2 separate regions of the Mus musculus genome follow, and region 1 is linked to region 2. The links are chromatin loops, found by intact Hi-C in ENCODE. Cell type or tissue: heart. All regions are shown on one strand.

Evidence for each region. A loop is a pair of places that touch in the nucleus more often than their neighbours do. Peaks named below come from ENCODE experiments on the same cell type or tissue, not always from the same donor. Only the 100,000 strongest peaks of a DNase experiment are listed, where the experiment ranks them.
Region 1: it touches region 2 in a loop (4-fold over the local background); 3 of 42 quality-filtered maps call a loop at or near these places.

The regions. Positions count from the first base shown.
Region 1 is chr8:123,438,560-123,446,559 of GRCm38, reverse strand. It overlaps Def8 (differentially expressed in FDCP 8), which reads right to left and starts at 3,604. Exons shown (of 12, transcript NM_054046.5): 1 at 3,509-3,604. In heart, a CTCF peak has its summit at 3,501; DNase peaks (open chromatin) are centred at 3,339 and 3,509; H3K4me3 peaks cover 1,155 bases; H3K27ac peaks cover 2,005 bases.
Region 2 is chr8:123,369,797-123,377,796 of GRCm38, reverse strand. Tcf25 (transcription factor 25 (basic helix-loop-helix)) reads right to left here and starts at 4,086. Exons shown (of 18, transcript NM_001037878.4): 1 at 3,733-4,086. The coding sequence starts at 3,924. In heart, a CTCF peak has its summit at 4,128; DNase peaks (open chromatin) are centred at 3,416 and 4,046; H3K4me3 peaks cover 2,190 bases; H3K27ac peaks cover 2,577 bases.

The sequences.
Region 1 (8,000 bases), 69 kb before region 2:
TCTTTCCCTGCTCTTTCACTTGAAGAGAAATAAAAGCACTAAGCCCAGAGAGGCAAGTCCTGCTCAATCCTCACCACGTGGGGTGGTATCCTGGACTGACGGCCCCTCAGCGCTCGGCAAAAGCTCTCTCCAGAGCCACACGGACCATGTCCTGCTGGCCCTGCCTCCATTCAGGGAGAAGGCCATAGCTCCAGTCTACTAAGCACCAACAGCTGCTAAGGGTCTAAGGAGATGCAGGGGCCCTGGCTGATCCCTTTGGATGAGTCACCCTGGGTGCTACAGTCGTGGGTCCCCGACCAATGTCCAGTACCTCCCAAGCATCCTAAGGAGCAGCCAGAGTACAGGCGAGATTAAACTGTCCCAGGGCTCACTCACCCTTTCACCCTGCATGAGGAGGGCATCACTCTTGTCACGTGACTTCCCAGACTGCCCTGCACCTAGGCATGGTAATGTGACTATGTCCTGATCAATGGAACACGAACAGAAAGATCACTTAGGGCTTCTCAGACCTGTTCTCCCGCCCTTCCTCCTCTGACCGGAACGGAGGCGTAACGAGTGAAGCTGACACAGCCACCTTGAGCTATGACAGAAGCCACTCACGAGGACTGCCAGACGACAGATCTAAAGCGCTTCCACCTCCGCTCTGGCCGCTCACCACGAGGTTTCAGTCAGGTGAGGCAGAAGCAGACTTGTTTAGACCACTGCTGTTGGAAGGCTGAGCTCTGCCTCTTGCAGCCAAAAAAAGATTCCAAAAGACCATTCCAGTCACCTCACCCTAAGAAGATGGACAGCCTCAGCCTGAACACCGGCCTCCTGGCCTTTCTCTGCTCCCAGTTTCTCACTCAAAAGATCAATAATAATACTACCACGTAGGGCTAAGCACTCACAGGAAGAGGCAGATGCTCAGCCCCTAATCCATAAAGGCACTCGCCCAGGTCCTCCCCTTTCTTGTTAGCAATCTATGGGACATGCCCATCACCCACCCCAATATTGCAAGGGAAAACGCCACCAGGCATAGGATAATGACAGGAGGTCTCCAGGGACAAACTGCCACTTCTCTCCATCTTCATGGGAAAAAAATCCTCTTCAACCACGAGAAAGACATTTCTTTAAACACTATATTCTTGCAAGGCAGTGGTGGGACACACCTTTAATCGAAGCACTTGGAAGGCAGAGGCAGGCAGAACTCTTCACCTTGGCCTTGTCTCAGACCTTGGCAAGTCTAAGGCTGACAGCCTGGTCTACATAGCAAGTTCCGGGACAGTCCAGGCTACACAGAGAAATCCTGTCTTGAAAAACCAACCAATAAAACAAACAAACAAACAAAAAACAAACAAACAAAAACCATAAAATGCCTTCATTTTTCTGTTGGCAGCATGAGCTGCTCAAAACCAGTTGTTCCTTTTCTCTAAAAATTTCTCCTTTGCAGTTAAGACTTCTGCCTAAACAAAAAGCAAAAAACAAACACAGACTTCTGCCTAAGCATTCACACACAGACCGCTTTCTTTTCTATCACCACTGGGACAATCTCCATGGGGTCTGGTATCAGAATTGCTATAACGATAATCTTCATTAATGAAAAATTCCGCCAGGCGTGGTGGCGCACGCCTTTAATCCCAGCACTTGGGAGGCAGAAGCAGGTGGATTTCTGAGTTCAAGGCCAGCCTGGTCTACAGAGTAAATTCCAAGACAACCAGGGCTACACAGAGAAACCCTGCCTCAAAAAAAAAAAAACAAAAACAACAACAAAAAAGGTTTAAGCCCGGCAGTGGTGGCAGGTGGAATTTCTGAGTTCAAGGCCAGCCTGGTCTACAGAGTGAGTTCCAGGACAGCCAGGGCTATACAGAGAAACCCTGTCTGGAAAAAACCAAAAACCAAAAACCAAAAAAAAAAAAAAACCAAAAAAGAATGTATTGGGCTGGACAGAGAGAGATGGCTCAGTGGTTAGGACCACTGACTGTTCTTCTGAAGGTCCTGAGTTCAAATCCCAGCAACCACATGGTGGCTCACAACCGTCCATAATGAGATCTGAAGCCCTCTTCTGTAGTGTCTGAAGACAGCTACAGTGTACTTACATATAATAAATAAATAAATCTTAAAAAAGAAAGAAAGAAAGAAATCAATTGCAGCCCTACTCTCTTGCCCAAGACTGAGCGGAAGGACGAGTGTGTGGTTTGGTAACAACAGAAACTGGGAGTTGCTGCTGGGCAGTCACCGACGCCATGTGGTGACCAGCCCAGTCTAAAGGAACTGGGTGGAGCCCACAGGAGCCCCTTCCAGACGCCTTCTCTGGAAACCTCCCGATGGTTTAGAATATAGTCAGAGGGACAGGGAGACCTTGACCAGAGCTTGCCCTCCACTCTCCTCTGGGCTACCTTTCCCAGGAAAATGGCTCCCTTATGTATGTCCTGACTGGCACTGCCACCACCTGACCAGGAACAAAAGCAAGGAATGAATTAAGCAATGGAGCCATTTAACCCATCTTCCTGGTTTGTCTGGAACCAGTTTGGAGAACCATATTGCTCTTTCAGCTGAGTACGAATAGACAGCACCTCAGCCCAGCCCAGGCTGCAGGAAGCAACAGCCGGCTTTGAGTAGGACCCCATCTCCTATTTCCCCACCAGCCTTACAGAGATCTGCACCCAGAATCCGTGGTTGGCCTCAGGAAAGATACTCAAGAAAGGACAAAAAAAAAAAAAAAAAAAAAGAAAACTGTTCCATCCAGCCCCTGCAGAGGTCTCTCCTAAATCGAATAATAATTACAACTTGACAACTGAAACCCTCAGAGTAAGACCAAGGGTCTGTGGTACATCAGAGGCACTGGGTGAAAGTTCAAGACAGATTATGGTGAATAAGAGCCCGCCTCCGGTGTGTTACTTTAGCCACCAAAAAGTGCTAGTCCAAGGGCCACAGGAGTCCAAAGTACATCCTATTTGCTCACACCCTTAAAAAGGATGGACAGGCAATCCAGGCCAAGCAGGACCAGTGTTAATAATTCTCAACTACCCCAGAAGGCGCAACAAAGCGCACCTCACATTTCTACCCGCTATAACGTGAATTCATTCTGAGGATGCGACTGTCCCCACTGGGGCAGGTCTCTACGACCTTCCTCACCCATTTCATAGTTGTGAAACCGAAGGCTCAGAAAAGCTCAACATAGCAGAAGGCGAGTCCCTGCGGGTCCTTGGGCCGGGAGTCCCATACTCAGGCTCTGAAGCCACCCGGTGATTGGGGGTGGGGGTCGGCATCTGTGGACGCTAAGCTCTGCCCTACGTACTGCGGGGACCAATGAGGTCACCAAGGCCTTGCGCACAGCGGAGAGCCAGCAGGCGGCAGCCGGGAGCTGGACGTCTTGCTTGAGGCCTCTGCCAGTTCTGCACCATGAGTGCGTGGGTCAGAAGCCCGATCCCGGAGTCCGACCAGTGGCGATTGCATGCTGAGATCTGGACCCTCGCCTGCTTTCCCACCAGACCCCCCCGACACCTACAGAGACCGCTTTCTGGCTTACCTGGCTGCCGCTACATTGTACCGGACCGGCTGGCTACACTGTAGTTCGCCGCCGCTGATACACTGTACCGGCTCCTCCGCCCGCTGCTGCCGCCTCCGGCCAGGAGGTTCATGACACCGATTGCCCTGCTGGCTCGCTGGAGCACCTCCAAGTCTCCTGCTTCTGGTCCATAGAGTCCATTACCTTTGCCCTGAGTCTTTTCTCCTGAGTTCCCCCACCCCCACGCCTTAGTAATTGCATTCAAGGGAATGGTTCCACAGTGGTAACCCCTCAATGTCCCCACATCCCCAACACTGACATTCAGCTGTCCCCAGGACACCACCATCGAGACATTTAAGGTGCGTCTCAAGCTCCAAAGGTCCTATCTGAGAAAACAACAATAACACCACACACACACATCACACCACATACACACACACTACACACCACACACTCATACACACGACACACACACGACATACCACATACACACCACACACTCACTATACACACTACACACATACTATACACACCATACACATACACACACACCTCATACACACATGACACACTACATACACACTACACACACCACACACACTACACACACCACACATACACATCACACAACATAACACTACACACACCACACGCACATCAAACCACATACACACACAGAGACATACACACACCACACACCTAACACACCTCTGTCTGATAGTGAATAAATCATTCCCACCTGAGGCCAACCTTCAGTGCGTTCCTGATCACATTCCTTTGTCTGATCTAACTTCCACCGGACTCAGGACCAGCCCTTCTTCCCCACCCCACGGTGACACCACAGCCATGACAGCCTCAGCACCCTCAGACTCCCTCTGCACCTCAAGCCCAGCAGTTGGAGGATCCCAGGGAAGAAGTCTGCCTCAGACTTCACCTCCCAGCTCTCTCACCAGACTTCACCCTCCTTACCCCTAACAGGCCAGGTCCACACTTAGGCCTCTCTGGCTCAGCCTTTAGGATACAGTCTTTCCTAACCACAGCCAAATGTCTCTCCTAATACTTCCTCCTCATCTGTGAGCAGAGATATCGGAGAGGCACTCGTTACTGTCTGATGACTCTCCTCTGACATTTCTACTGACTCTTTGTTCCTCATCCCAAAGGCTAAGAGCTAAAGGCAAGTGTTTTGGATTATTACTTCTGTGCTAGAAGGCCTATACCAGTGCTTGTGATATGAGCCAATATCTGTACTAGCACTGGGCCCTCACCTTCACAGAGAGTCAAGGATGGAGCCACGTCTGCCTGTCTTCATTACTATGAGTCTTGACAGTTTCTCCGTTGATGCAACAGCACTTTTTCTTTTCTTTTCTTTTCTTTTTTTTTTTCTTTTCTTTCTTTTTTTTTTTTTTTTTGGTTTTTCGAGACAGGGTATCCCTGTGTAGCCCAGGCTGTCCTGGAACTCTGTAGACCAGGCTGGCTTCGAACTCAGAAATCCACCTGCCTCTGCCTCCCGAGTGCTGTGATTAAAGGCGTGCGCCACCACGCCCAGCATGCAACAGCACTTTTATTGAGTACAACTATATGCCATGCTCAGGCACATCACCAGAAAATGATCAGGACAAGACTTGAGGAGGCTGCATTGCCCAAGGACCAGACAGACAAGTAGAAAAGGCAAATGGATCAGGTGTGTGCTGAAGGACACAGAGGCTAGTAAGGCGGGGCCTGAGATTAGATAGTGAGGCTGGACGTCTGACTTAAGATTCAAAAGGAAATGAGTTGACACACACTTAGAAAATGACATTTGAAGAATGTGGCATCTTAGTCCCTGTTCTTTTGCTGCGAAGAGACACCATGACCAAGGCAACGGTTACAAAAGAAACCATTTCACTGGGGAATTGCTTATAGTTTCAGAGGCAGGCATGGTGCTAGAGTAGTAGCTAAGCACTTGCATCCTGATTCACAGTTGGAGGCAGAGACAGGGAGACAGACAGATAGACAGACAGACAGACAGACAGGACCTGGCCTGAGCTATTGAGACCTCAAAAACCACCCCGAGGGTAAATACCTCTCAATCATTTCTAAAACAAGTTCTATGCACTAAGTACAAAAAATTCAAATGTATGAACCCTGAGACCATTCCCATTCAAACCACCACAGACAGGAAAGCCTGTAACTCCAACAGTTCAAAGGCAGTGATAGGAATACTGGAAGTTCAAGACAAGGCTTAGCTACATGAGAGTTCAAGACTACTTTGGATTACAGGAGACACTGTCCCATTAAAAAAAAAAGCAAAAAGTAAAGGAAAATTGTAGCGGTTTGAATGAGAACGGCTCCCATAGGCTTGTAAATTTAAATGCTTAGTCATCAAGGACTGGAACTACTTGAGAAGGATTAGAAGTGTGGCCTTATTGGAGTGAGTGTGGCCTTCTTGGAAGGAGGTGTGTCACTGAGGGTGGGTTTTGGGATTTCAAAAAACCCAAGCCAATCCCGGTGTCTCACTCTTCTTGCTGCCTGAGGATCCAGATAGAGATCTCTTGGGTCCTTCTCCAGCACCATGTCTTCCTGCATGCCACCATGCTCCCCTCCATGATGAAAATGGACTAAACCTTTATTGCAGGATATTTGATCACATTGTGAATCCCAAGGTTGTGTTATTTACTGGAGAAACATTTTTTTCTTCTAATTGATGTGTGGCTCAGCTCTTAACACATACCTTTAATCTCTCTGGCTAGAGTACAGACATGCCCTTAGTACACACCTTTAATCCCAAACAATGAAGCCAGATCAGAGAATAGGATCTGCTCAACTCTTCCAAGAAGAGAGAGGAAAGTGAGGCAACATAAAAGGGAGCAGTACAAAGAGAAGAGAAGAGAAGAGAAGAGAAGAGAAGAGAAGAGAAGAGAAGAGAAGAGAAGAGAAGAGAAAGAGAGAGAGAGGGGGGGGGGGAGGAGGCGGTTTTACTGAGACAGTTGTACAGAGACAGGTTGCAGACTGAGAACAAACTAGACACAGGTGAAGACAGAACAAGCCAGAGAAGGAGCAAGAAGATCAGAGCAGCAGACAGAACAAATTGCCAAAGTTAGCATGAGGCCATGCAGACCAATTCAGCCAGAGGCTGAGAGAGAGACCAGTTTGAATCAGTCATCTTGGAGAGGAGTTTGAGCTAGAATAGCTGAGTTGAACCAGCCTGCCAGAGCTCAGAAAGAACACGAAAGTATGAGCTTATTCAGCAGTAAGTCTCAGCAACTGAAAATATTCTAGGCCTATATAAGATTGTACAGAGGTGCCGGGCAGTGGTGGCACACGCCTTTAATCCCAGCACTTGGGAGGCAGAGGCAGGCGGATTTCTGAGTTCGAGGCCAGCCTGGTCTACAGAGTGAGTTCCAGGTCAGCCAGGACTATATAGAGAAAACCCTGTCTTGAAAAACAAAAACAAACAAACAAACAAAAAAGATTGTACAGAGGCTAAGCCTAGGTTAGCAGACTGAGGCAGTGAGCCCGGGAGATGACAATTATGCAGGAGAATAAAAGTTACTTTTACAAACTTCTGAAACTGTAAGTAAGCCCCCAATTAAATGCTTGTTTTCTTGCTTGCTTGCTTGCTTGCTTTGTTTGTTTGTTTGTTTTCTTTTATTTTTTTGTTTTTCTGAGACAGGATTTCTCTGTGTAGCCCTGGCTGTCATGGAACTCACTCTGTAGACCAGGCTGGCCTCGAACTCAGAAATCTGCCTGTGAGAGGTGGATTCATGTTTTGTGACTCATTCAAGCCCCAGAAGCTCCCACGAATTTTTTTAGTTTACAAAAAGAGAAATGTTTTAGATATATTAGAATTACCGTTGTACTAAAATCCACATTGTAGAAAAGGCAGCTAACGTGTCTGTAAGACAGCTGGAGGAGCCTCGCTTTGGGTTAAAAAGCATGAAACTTTTTCCCTCTGTCCAGGAAGCTGTGGATGGATGGATGGATGGATGGATGGATGGATGGATGGATAGATAGATAGAGAGAGAGAGAGAGAGATTGGACAGAGCATATCAGAACTCCTCCACTGATCAATGTTAAAACTCTGAATTTTTGAAGTCTTATTGTAACAATAGCATAGAAAGGGGTTAAGAAATCCAAAACAAAAAAATAAAATAAAAAATTAAAATAAAATAAAATAAAATAATTCCAAAACATTTTATTTTTCATATTCCTTAAATTATTCTCTTACACCTTTCCACTCTGCCTTTACATAGTTAAATCATTTTCTCAGACTCTCAGAACTTGCATAAATTTTAATCCTTTTTTCTTCCCATCTCACAAGTCATCAGAATCGTCAGGAGTTATTACTGAGTCCAGTCGTTACTAAGCACAAAGCAATGAAGGAACAGGAAAAACCTTGCATCTACGTTGCACCTACAACCTGTTTATTCATCAGTTGGAAGCCTGTTAGCAAGGCAAACCTGTCTGTCTTTGTCAACAGGAGACCTAATAGCTCTAGAAAAAGCAAGGCCTGATGTGTACATATGAAACGAAC
Region 2 (8,000 bases):
TGCAGGGATCCAAGGTATGAGCTGTTACATCCAGCAACAAACTGATTTTTTTTAAAGATTTTATTTTATTATTATAATTAAGTACACTGTAGCTGTCTTCAGACACACCAGAAGAAGGCATCAGATCTCAATCCAGATGGTTGTGAGCCACCATGTGGTTGCTGGGATTTGAACTCAGGACCTTCAGAAGAGCAGTCAGTGCTCTTAACCACTGAGCCATCTCTCCAGCCCAACAAACTGATTTTTAAAAACTCTTCTGATTGAAATGGTCCAGATGACTTCTAATCTAGAGTCTGGCATGGCCCTAGGCCATCTCTGTCCTTCCCCGTCCACCCCTAAGAATGTATCAAACAAGCCGCTTGCCGTCATGTGTTTGCAGAGCTCTTCTGCCCCTTCCATCTCCAACAGGACACATCTACTCTGTTGAGTGCTGATCACATGCCCAGCACATGCTACAGGACGCACCCATGAGCTCGCACAGGCTTCATGACATCCCCACCTGTTAGCAAGAACATCCCCCAAACTTGCATTCAGTGTCCTATCCAGGCTCTCAGACTACAAAGAAGGATAGCCAGGACAGGCAGCACTGACCTGTACACAAGTCTAAAGCCAATGTTTGTTGCCAGGCAGTGGTGGTGCACACCTTTAATCCCAGCACTCGGGAGGCAGAGGCAGGCGGATTTCTGAGTTTGAGGTCAACCTGGTCTACAGAGTGAGTTCCAGGACAGCCAGGGCTACACAGAGAAACCCTGTCTCAAAAAAACAAAAACAAAAAAACAAAACAAACCAAAAAACCAATAGCAAGTGTTTGTTTTGTTTTGAAACAGGGTTTCTCTGTGTAGCCCTGGCAGTCCTAGAACTCACTCTGTAGACCAGGCTGATCTTGAACTCAGAGATCTGCCTGCCTCTGACTCTGGGATTAAAGGCGTGCACTACCACTGCCTGGGTAGTAGTTTGTTTTATTAAAATCAGCACAGATAGACGTGAACACTGTCCTGAGGGGCGGTGGTACATCATTGAGCAGCAGTCTTTTCCTAAGGAACAAATGCTAGCTGTGGGACACAATCAGCGTACACAGAAGAGCAGCGCAGCCTGGCCGGTGGTGAGTGCCAGGGGGAAGGTGAATGGGGATGGCTGTAAAGGTAGGCACATGGTAAGAACAGACCTTGTTCATATCATATCATGTAGGGTAAGCATGCCCATGTGAGGGGAAGTCTCATGTTAGCGTCTCAGCAAAGGGGACCGCAGCCAGACGGGGGAGGCAAAGGCAGGTCAGGGCGGCTGAAACAGTGAGCAAGATTACTAACAGGCGAGGTCAGGGAGAAGTGTCTTAGCATAGCAGACACCTGCTGGGAATGGAGAGCTATCACTGCGTTCTCATGGTGGCAGCAGCAATGAAGGCTCCCTGTGACCTGAGACAGATAAAGGGGTCTCGCTCCACCCCAGTACTGTACAGATTCGAGGCACTGTTAGAAACTCTACGAATGTTAAAAACCTCCTCACATTCTGATGCTAATTTCCTGTAGCTAAGCAAAGACGTTGGGGGACAGAGCATCTTGGTTCTCTAACTGGCAATTGTTGAAATCTCCCCACCCCAGCTGCCTTGAGGAATAGAACTGTCTGCCAAACCGTAAGGCAGACGACCCATATTCAACATTGAATATTCCAGAGGCCTTGAACTGTGCTCACAGCTGACAGGTGCAGCCTCGGAAATACTGCTTCCCTTTGTATCGGGCGTCTACTACCACGAGCCTTGGTTCTGATCTGTAGGTGATTCCCTGGTCCCAAACGCCAGTCCTCTGGAAAAGCAGCAAGGGCCCTTCACCACTGGGTTGTATCACCAGCCTCCCGCCCCGCTTGCCTACCTCAGCAGTGTAATTCAAAGCAGCTGAGCAGTCAGTAGCCTGGGCCCCAAAGGTGGCAAGATTGCCAACTTCGTGACATATGAAAAGGAGGCCACTGACCAGTTTGAGAGAGTGTCAGGGATGGGACAGAGGGAGGCAAAAGCAGAGGACAGGGAGCCAAGGCTAAAGGTGAAAGCCGTAAAGAACCAGGGAAAGCGAAGTGCAGGACAAGTTCAGGAGAGCTGTAAAATCTTTAAGAACCAATGGTCTCAGATCCCTAAGGTCTGAGAGTGAACCCCAGCTGCCGTCAAGGGAGGAATCCCAGTACAAGGAAGGCTACAGATGGGTGAATGATGGGATATCTAGGCTCTGTTTTGCAATCACCTCTTAAGAGAAATGGGATTAAAATTATATTAAAGGCATGTAGACTGACAGAAACTGGGCCATGGGCGCATACGGGTTATTTGTATTTTCCTAATTTTTGTGTACGTTTAAAAGTAAACATAGCTGGGTGGTGGTGGTACATGCCTTTGATCCCAGCACTCAGGAGGCAGAAGTGCGCGAATTTCCGAGTCTGAGACACAGCATCTCTAAGTAGTCTACAGAGTGAGTTCAAGGACAGCCAAGACTACATAGAGAAACCCTGTCTTGAAAAAGAAATGATGATAAGCAAAAGTAAATCTAAGAAAAGTACTAGTGAAGGGAGAAGAAACAGTAGGAATGGGGGTTGCTCTCAGGCTCAAAGTCAGAGGAGGCAGGCGAGTTCTCTGTACCAAGGGAAGACATATTTCACCATCGCCACAGACTACAGGACAGATCCCTTCCTTTCCTTATGGGAGAAATAAACAATCTCTGAACCAAACTTCCAAAATGTCTGTGACATTTCTCACACCAATCAATATCTTTGCTAGGAACTTTTAAACCTGCTAACTGATAAAAAGCTGGGGACAACTGGGGGTAGTGCTGTCTTGGGTGCTGCAACAGTAGGATAGACATGGTTTCATATCTGCGACTTGAGGAAGACCCAGTACTTCCGTGTGTCCCAGCTAGCTGAGACAATTCACTGCAAGACTGAGAGTCTCAGACACATTACATCTTTTTACTCACTCGAAAATGGCCACTGACACCTTACCATATGTGGAAGTTGGAGATACGAGGAAAAGACATATTATCTGCCCACACATGAAGTCAGAATCATAATTTATACACATATGAAACTGCAGACCCAGGTCAGTCTGTCGTAAGGAAAAACACGGGGCTCAGGACTGCTACCCAATTTTCTGCTGCGAGGAATACGATACGATAGGTACAAGTAGCTGGGACACACAGAAGTACTGTGATGAATAAGCCGAAATGTTTGCAGAAGAGAGACCTCCCTCAAGTCGCAGAAATGAAACCAAGCCTACCCTACCATCCCATTGCCCCGGACAGAACAACCCTACTCCTTCAGTGAAGCCTAGACCCAACTGAACCCCACCTCCCACTCGCCATCCACAGTGCCCCTCCCCCTTAGCTGTCTCGGATGTCACGCCCCGCCCACTCTGACGTCACTGCCCCGTCCTGCCCTGCGTCACGTCACGTCTCTGGACACAGCCGCGAGACACGCCCTATGCTGCAGCAAAGTCCTGTCACTCAGCCCCTTGTCGGCACCCCCGTTAGCCTTTAGCAGCCCCTTCGCTCGGCATTTTCTTCCACCTTCCACTCGATCTCGGACGGGGAACACGGCTTCCTCACCCCACCCACCCTGCGGCTGAAGACCCGCCTTCCCCGATGCGGCGCAGTCCCTTCTCTCCGCCCACTCGACTGCAGTCCAGACCCAACTTTGTGCCCCTTCGCATGACGTCATGCCCCCACCATTTCCCCCCCCTCAGGTTGCCCAGCTCCTCACCAGCTCAAACCGGTTGTTGACACGGACTCCTTCCTTCCCTGCACCCCCGGGGCGCCGGCCACCCAGCCCCGGTTTTGGTCCCTCTTCCTCTGCGTCATCGTCATCAAGGAGGACAAACTTCAAGGCGTCGGGCCCTAGGGGTTCCTGGCCGCGCTGTTCCCCCCTCAGTCTCCGGAGGGCCCGGCGCGACATAGGACCCGACAGCCTGATGTGGGCAGAGGGACGAGGAAGAGCAGCAGTGTGGCGGCGCCTGCGCACTTGCGGCGCGCTGGCGCAAGATTGGCGTGTCGCGTTTGCGCGCCGCGGCTCTCCGGAACTTCCTCCCAATTCCCCGTGGAGTCGGGGAAGGTGCAAGGGTGGCCCAGGGAGCTCTCGCGAGAGTCGGGCCCTAGCGGCGGCCGTGGTGCGGTGCTTCGGCTTTGGAGATGGCTGGCTTTCAGAAAGCCGGCTGTGCGGCGGGCAGCAACGCGCAGGCTCAGAGCGCTGCTCCGCACGAACGCGATTCCCGGGGGCGAGCCTGGGGGCGAGCGGGCAGGGGTGGGGCAGGCGAGGAGGCCGTGAGAGCAGGTGCGCACGCCGCAAGGCCCGTGTGCAAAGACCTCTGCTATGACAGGAGCGAGGGACCCAGTCCCCAACCCCTCTCTGCTAGCCTACCCATGCGACTTGTCCGATGTCCCCCACCTCCACGTTGTTACTAGACTGCAAAGGGACAGTTTTCACCTTAATAGAACCAACCTAACTTCTTTCAGACTGGGTAACTCCTCTCCACAACGTGCACCGAGCCGAGTTAGGTGTTAGGGCTTGCTTTTTATTGTCGCGAACGCAACAGGGGTGGTCATGTTACAGGGGTATTGGGTGAGGGGAGAGCTGCCTAGGTGTGGATCCGTGGTGTGAAGTCACGGCAGCCCTACCTATGTGTATTCTAATTCAGGAAGATTTTCACAATAAGGACATAGGGATCCTCGGCACAGATCTTTTCTTTTTCCATGTTCTTTTTGTTTTTGTTTTTTGAGACAGAGTTTCTCTGTGTACCCTTGACTGTCCTGGGACTCGCTTTGCAGACCATGCTGGCCTCTGCCTCCCAGGTGTTGTGACCAAAAGTGTGTGCAACAACAACCGACCTTTTTTTAAAACAAAACAAAAACACCACCTGTCTTAGGGTTTCTATTCCTGGACAAAATATCATGACCAAGAAGCAAGTTGGGGTGGAAAGGGTTTATTCAGCTTACACTACATACACACTGCTGTTCATCACGAAAGGAAGTCAGGACTGGGACTAAGCAGGCCAGGAAGCAGGAGCTGATGCAGAGGCCATGGAGGCTTGCTCAGCTTGTTTTCTTATAGAACCCAAGCCCAGGTATGGCACCACCCACAATGGGCCCTCACCCCTTAGTCACTAATTGAGAAAATGCCTTACAGCTGGATCTCATGGAGGCATTTCCTCAATTGACTCCTTTCACTGTGATAACTCCAGCCTGTGTCAAGTTGACACAAAACTAGCCAGTACACCACCCAAACCAAGATCTTGCCCTGTAACGCTGGCTACCCGTGAAGCTATGGAAATCCTGTTCTGAAGGGCTGGAATTACAGAGCTACTTCATGTCTACGCCCCAATTTTTATACTTTTGGAAAACTTTCCTAGACGAGTCAGGATTGAGTACCTCCAAAGTAAAATGAGCTGGGGTTGGGTTGGACCTTTCCCCAGCTTGAGAGCAGGAGAGGGCTAGGCCAGTCACTGCTCTTACTTGATCTTAGCCAAAAGGCTGAGAAGCAATCAGTCACTTATCTTAAATTCCAGCTTCATTTTGGGAGATAGATCTCCTTTTACAGGTGAAGACGCCTTAATGAGCTAAGTTTCCCAGAGAGAACCCGGTTTTGCATTCATGTGACTCCCAAAGTCCAAACAATGTAGGCGGTTGGCAAGGACAGAGAAGGCAGGCAGGGCAGCAATCCCTTAGTTCCTGCTCTTGTGTGAGCCCCCTGTCCCACTGTCCGTGTGCTCCACTCCACCCTGCCTCCCCCAGGAGTCTTGGTTCGTCCCTGGGTTGGATGCTGAGCCCTCTGCCCACACTATGAAGTATCTTTAGGTACTTCAAAGTTGATGGTTCACAGCTGCTGTCCCAAGGTGCCCATCCCCCCAACCCTCTTCCCTGCGCACTGTTAAAGTTGCAGCTTCTTCCGCATCAGGCTCAATGCTGCCGCCCTGACTGTTCAGGACCAGGCTGGCTTCTGTGCCATCCGTGATCAAGAGCTGTGGCCAGGCTGGGCAGTGGTGGCGCACGCCTTTAATCCCAGCACTTGGGAGGCAGAGGCAGATGGATTTCTGAGTTCGAGGCCAGCCTGGTCTACAGCCAGGGCTATACAGAGAAACCCTGTCTTGAAAACACACACACACACACACACACACACACAGAGCTGTGGCCAGCTTACACAGGTCAGTAGCCTTACCTTTGAATAAAGTGGGAGGTCTCAGTCTAGAACTGCCTCTCCTGAGACACAAGTCATGGACCCTGAAGGATGGAGTTGATCTTCCCTGAACCACTAGCTCCAAATGTGTCTCCCCAAACTGCTGCAGATCTGGTCCTTCTGAAAATCTCAGTTCTAACCACTGTATTTGGCATCGTCCCGATGGATGAGGCTGAGGCTAGCTCAGTGGGCTGACATGCAACCCACTGTTTAGAAAAGACCAGCAACCATAAGACAGGACAGGCTGTTGTACAACCTCCAGAAGTGGTTGTAGGGCACTGTACAACCACAGGCATTACCCTGCAACTCAGCTGGGTGTTTCCCAAAATATGAGTTTATTGCTTTCATTTGTGTTGTGTGAGGATCAGAACTGGTGACACCATGCTTGGAGTGTGAGCTGGATATGTGGCTGCTTTCGAGTCTGTAGATCAAGAACTGTACGTAGTTCATGGCACTGGATGTCCATGAGAATACTTCATGAACATGAGGGGGCTTCTTGTTTGAGAGTTCACTGTATAGCTCAGACATCTGCAGCTTGCTACATAGCCCAGACTAGCCTCAAACCAGTGACCTTCCTCATGCTAATTCCCAGCTGCTGGTTTAACAAGTGTGAGCCTCCATAATTGGTTAAATGTGAGTGTTGTCATTGCTGGCTGAGTGACAGTACTGATTCCTAACATTTTCTGCCTGTTCTTTTAAATCAAAGGGCCGGAGAGATGGCTGCTCAGTGGTTAGAGTGCTTGCTGCAGACCAAGCGAAGGGACTGAGTTCAGTTCCTAGCACCCATGTGTGACTCGCAGCCACCCTCAACTCCAGTTTGATAGTTCCCATGGGCTCCCGCACGCATGCAGTTTACATAAATTAACGTAAGCGAACATGTAACCCAAATAGGCATATCTTTTAAACTTGAAAAAGTCAAAATACAAAGGTGGTCTGTGAGGTGCTCAGATGAATGGGTGCCAGGAGCTAGCCTCTTTTACTGGGTGTTCCAATTTCAAAGATAACTTGCACAGGTCCATCTGTCACAGTCCTGTGCCCTTGGTGCCTCTTCTAGTCTGAGCAAGCTGGTGGAGGCTGGAGTCAGCCAGCAGGGCTCAGTTAGCAGGCTTCCGTTGGAGTTCTGGCATGTTCTGAGATAAGCAATCAATCTCTACCTTACTGAGCTTTTCTTTCCTAATCTGTAAAGTGGAGTGATGAGAGACCCCCTCCTCTGCTGGGTGCATGTAAGCAGGCAGGGAGCTTAGCCCAGGCCCATCCTGAGTCCAGGTGTCGGGACTGCCTCTGGGCTTAATGAGCATGATATCACCATCATTTGGCAGAGCAGCCGTGCTAACCTTCAGAAAGCATTGCCTGCAACCATGGCAGTGAAATAACATGATATGCAAGCTTATGGCAATGGTTGTAGGTTTACTGACTTTCCCTGATAGGAAGCAAGTCACCAAGCCCTCACAGGAGATTCCAGCCACCCCCTTCCCCTCCCCAGCTGCACCGTGGTCTTGGTATAGGAAGTAGAAAATTGGCTGGGGGTGTGAACTACAGGGATGCAGTTTTCATGGGTGACAACCCATGTTGGGGTGGGGCTTCTCGGTGATGCGTTTACCTGAGAGTCACTTATGTTCCTGTCAGTAACCCCTCGCTGTATTACAGTAAGCTCAGTAAACTCATTGATTGGTCAAGCTGACGTGAGTGGAATCATTCCTTAGGTCTGTCAGTGCCGTATCTGGATGCTCGTTCATATCTCCCTAGGAGAAGCCACATAGCGAGCGCTAGCAAGAGACCCAAGAGCAAGCTTGACCTGGGAG